Regions from separate parts of the Homo sapiens genome. Here region 2 is linked to region 1. A link is a loop called in an ENCODE intact Hi-C map of the cell type or tissue named here. Cell type or tissue: GM12878. All regions are shown on one strand.

Region 1 (2,500 bases):
ACGTGGCATTATAAGCTATTTTGAGGTTTTTGGAAAGGGAGAGCTATGAGTGACAACCACAGCAGGGCGTGCTGAGGAATTTAAACCCAACTCTATCATCTCCCTGTTGGCAGAACATAAAACACATAATGCTGTTTTAGTAATCAATCTTTCATGTATTTATTTTAAGGAAAAATAATTTCATTAAAACTTACAGAGTGGGAAAAGGAGTGATATAAAAGTCAACACAGTACATTTATATTCAATGAGAATTATTTTTTAAAACATTATGGCTGCTATTTACAAGGGTGGCGTTCGTTTTATACTTAAAATCACAGCAGCTTTTGTAACACTTTTTTTAGGAAATAATGAAAAATCTGATTTGGATTACGACTCAAGTTGAATATTTTTAAGAACTCTTTAATTCTTATACATGTCAGTTGTATAAACAAAATAATGTTGGGAGAATGAACTCAGAAACTTAGAAGCTATCAGTCATTTTTCAGATTTGCCTCTATGCTTTGTTATTCTATTATGTTTGAAAGGGTCTTCAGACAGAGATGAGAATTTAAAGACAATAAATGAAGAGCATTGTTTTATGATTGTGACTTCAATATGCAAGTCTAGTGAGAACTATCTCTAAGTCAGATTTGTGGATATGTCAGTACTGTTTAAAATGAAATTCAGCTGTCTCCCCTCTCCATCCTGGAAGCATTTTATACGTCAGCATTGTCTACTGTTTAGTTGCAGAATATTTTGCTCAGTGGTCATTATAACTTTGGAGGGCACGCCTTAATGCCTAACATGTGTAAAAGGTATTTACCTATAGTAACCAGTAATTTTACTTACATTTTCTCCCAAGCATTGTGGAATCTCAAAAGCCTTCGACTCTACGCTTCAAGTCCAAAAAAACTAAGCAGATTTGTGATACCACTTCTTTTTCATGGTTCTAGATAAAACAAGTAAGAATTTTCTTTCTAGTAAAATAAATGGATTTGCTTCTCTGGTTTTCTACTCTAAGTACTAAGAAAAAGGGAGGTACAATACTTAAAGTTAAGGATTATTGTAACTAGGATAGAATAAATAGAAACAATTAATTTTCCCCGTAGATCTATATCCATGACCAAGGATAAATGAAAACTGTGACATTAGGATTTGAGACAGTGTTTTGCTATTTTGTGGTTATTTCAGACTTACTGTTTTAAAGCAAAATCAACTTATTACCATTTTGAAAATGAGAAAAACCAAATCCAAGTTTTGATTCAGACTTTACTAATAGTTCTATGTCACATGATTAATAAACCTCTGGGGGATATAACTTTTAAATATTATAATAAAAATAAATGATATTTGGCTTTTTGTTTTTCCCTTTGAGGGTGAAATAGAGCTAATGGTCTTTGAATCTGACCTCTTTGCTGCTATTCCCATTTTTTCCAAAAGGTGGCGCATGTGTAATCTTTTTCTTTATCAGGGTGCAAAGAACCTGGGGAGCCAGAGGGACCTGAGTGAATTTTCAGAATTGTTTTTCTTCAACAAACTCAAGGTGGCCACATCAGAAATCTGCATTTCTGCAATGGCAGTTTCTTTATGCTCAAAGAACCCTTCAAATAAGAATTAATCTGATTTTGTGAAAGAAAAACATGCTTCCTATGCTTCCCATCTTAGTTTGGTTTAAACTTTGGAGTTCTTTTTGCCAAGTTTATTTTATAATGTTTTTCTTCCTTTCTGATCTTAGACTAAAGTTCTATTTTTTTAAAGATAACCTTGACTCATGTGGAGTTGTCCTTCTTAATTAGAATTCATAAGCAACACACAAGTATGTCTGGACTCTGTCTAAACAAAGCTCTTTGACAGCACAAATGCAGAAGGATAAATCTATCAGACAGGAGAAATCTTTTGAACTATGGGCAGATAAGAGGGAGTCAGAAGTACAGAGGGAAAGGAAAACATGTTGGAGAGATTCTGATGATGAGACAGGAATTCACAGATGAGACCTAAAATCAAACACACAGTTTTTCCCAGCAATTCACTTAAATGTGCTTCCAAACTCTGTAGCTGAAAGAAAAATTTAAATATGATCTAACGAAGTCCAACCACTTCACTTTACAGATGAGGAAACCAAGTCCCAAAAGATGAAGCCATGTATTTAGTGAAACACAACTGAATTCTGTTCTGTTTCTGGTGAAATAATACAAGAATCTGTCAAAGAGGTGTGTTAAGTCACAAGTTGCAGAAAGCAAGACTTAATAGTTTTGAAAATTGTAGTCTTTTAAATCATGATTCTTTTTTATTTAGGCTTGTATTATTTTGGTCACTATGCTGTTTTAGACACTCTCCTCTGCTCCACAGATGAATATGGTCATTCATTAGCCATTAAGTTGTAGATCTGTGCTGTCCAATGCAGTAGCCATTGGCCACTTGAGTATTTCATTGAATTTTAAACTAATTTAAATGAAATGAAATGAAAAATTTAGTTCATCCATTGCACTAGCCGTATTTCAAGTGCTTAGCAGTTGCATGT
Region 2 (2,500 bases), 220 kb after region 1:
AAAGCAAGACAAATCTTTACAGTATTTACATTCTATAACTTAAAATAACTCTGGGAATATGTCATCACGTTCTTTTTAGTGCTATGCAATTATTATTATGGCCAAGTTCTGTCAGCAAAATTAAATGCCCCCATTAAAATCTTAGAGAGTAATTTACTGAGAATCTGGCTACATGTTACCTTATGTCAGCAATCAAAGTATTTCTAAAAGCTGTTTTATAACGTTCCATCTGATCTGAAATAAAGTGCCTTACAATTTCAAATTAAAACAAATAAAAGACGTTTTCAGTTTCTAACCCCAAAGATCCTGCTTATCCCAAACTACTTTGATCCAAAAGCTTGTAATCATACTTTCATAGAAAGATATAATATTCTCAGTTATCTATTAGAATGTAGATCTTTCGTCACATTAATGATTTATCTCCCAGGGCTACCAACTTTGCCTCAGCCACAACTGTTCACTCTATAAAAGTCTAACTCTTATATTCCAATTTTCCCATATCTAAATTGCTGCACCTAAGACATTGAAATGTACTTTTTTGAGCCTCACCTTAGAAACATGTTCCTATGAGAAGATAACTGTTACACATTATTTCAAATTCATATTCTCAATTGAATAATTTACTAGATAGTTCTAACACCAGTATTAAATCCAAACTTTAAAAACATCACACCTCTCTCCCACCTCCATTCTGTGAGGCCACTAAAAGCCAGATATGCAAACCATGGCATCTTCGATTTTGGCATGAAGAAAGTAGAGAACTTGTGAGTAATTGAGAGAGACTATAACTCTAATTGAAAACTTGGAAAATACTATCTTTCTCTACCTGTTGAATCTCTTTCCAGAAAGAGAAACCTTCAGAATGTGTGACATTTTCCTGATAAACATTAGCAATTATTAAATATTACTAATATTTTGTTTAGTAAATAGCTAATTTATGAAATATTAGTTCCAGAACACAGTTTTGCAATGTGCTTTAAAAAGTGTAGAATGTTAAGCACAACATGAACTAGTATGCATGCACACCAGCACCAAGAATTCTGTTCTCCTTCCTCAGAACCAACAGTAACCAGACACTTTTAAAGGAATGTGCCTTCCATTTCCCTCCCACATACAAGCAAAACCTCAGGTTGCCCATATTCCCGTAAGGATCTTCTTCATGAGTCATTTTAATGATGTCGAATGGTAGGGTAGAGTATACAGTTAAAAACTGTCTTCTCATTCTCTTTTTTTGAGAGATGATCTGAAGCAGTAGTCTAATTCGGTGGTCAATGAACACCACCCAGAAACCTCTTACAGGAAGGCATTTCATTAAGGAAGAGCCTGGAGATTGACTGGAACAATTAGGCTGGGCTCGCCCAGAAGGGGGCGCACGTGTACGCAATCTAACCTGAAAGCTGCTCACTACATAGTTGTAAACATACACCTTTGTCCTCATACCTAAATAAAAATTTAAAAGACGCTGTTAGATGCACTAAAAATAGCTATAAAATAACAAAATGCACATTTTCTAATGAATTTAATGTTGCAAATTGAATGTCTTTTTCTTGAAAGTATATATTTTTTTAATTAATAAATGTTTCATCTTTATTTAGGATTCAAACCATTTGCCAAAAATGAGTCTAAGTGCATTTACTCTCTTCCTGGCATTGATTGGTGGTACCAGTGGCCAGTACTATGATTATGATTTTCCCCTATCAATTTATGGGCAATCATCACCAAACTGTGCACCAGAATGTAACTGCCCTGAAAGCTACCCAAGTGCCATGTACTGTGATGAGCTGAAATTGAAAAGTGTACCAATGGTGCCTCCTGGAATCAAGTATCTTTACCTTAGGAATAACCAGATTGACCATATTGATGAAAAGGCCTTTGAGAATGTAACTGATCTGCAGTGGCTCATTCTAGATCACAACCTTCTAGAAAACTCCAAGATAAAAGGGAGAGTTTTCTCTAAATTGAAACAACTGAAGAAGCTGCATATAAACCACAACAACCTGACAGAGTCTGTGGGCCCACTTCCCAAATCTCTGGAGGATCTGCAGCTTACTCATAACAAGATCACAAAGCTGGGCTCTTTTGAAGGATTGGTAAACCTGACCTTCATCCATCTCCAGCACAATCGGCTGAAAGAGGATGCTGTTTCAGCTGCTTTTAAAGGTCTTAAATCACTCGAATACCTTGACTTGAGCTTCAATCAGATAGCCAGACTGCCTTCTGGTCTCCCTGTCTCTCTTCTAACTCTCTACTTAGACAACAATAAGATCAGCAACATCCCTGATGAGTATTTCAAGCGTTTTAATGCATTGCAGTATCTGCGTTTATCTCACAACGAACTGGCTGATAGTGGAATACCTGGAAATTCTTTCAATGTGTCATCCCTGGTTGAGCTGGATCTGTCCTATAACAAGCTTAAAAACATACCAACTGTCAATGAAAACCTTGAAAACTATTACCTGGAGGTCAATCAACTTGAGAGTAAGTAAAAAGCTGTTCCTGT

What was found. Peaks named below come from ENCODE experiments on the same cell type or tissue, not always from the same donor. Only the 100,000 strongest peaks of a DNase experiment are listed, where the experiment ranks them.
Region 2: it touches region 1 in a loop (2.5-fold over the local background); 12 of 110 quality-filtered maps call a loop at or near these places.

The regions. Positions count from the first base shown.
Region 1 is chr12:91,325,549-91,328,048 of GRCh38, reverse strand. It overlaps LINC02823 (long intergenic non-protein coding RNA 2823), which reads right to left and starts at 1,123. Exons shown (of 4, transcript NR_183611.1): 1 at 829-1,123. All of the region lies in intron 8 of LOC105369896 (a long non-coding RNA gene), which reads left to right. In GM12878, a CTCF peak has its summit at 1,410 (motif pointing right); a DNase peak (open chromatin) is centred at 1,396.
Region 2 is chr12:91,108,096-91,110,595 of GRCh38, reverse strand. It overlaps LUM (lumican), which reads left to right. Exons shown (of 3, transcript NM_002345.4): 2 at 1,596-2,478. The coding sequence starts at 1,617. Among named protein-coding and RNA genes, the nearest start is that of LUM, 2.1 kb to the left of the region's middle. In GM12878, a CTCF peak has its summit at 1,373 (motif pointing right); a DNase peak (open chromatin) is centred at 1,365.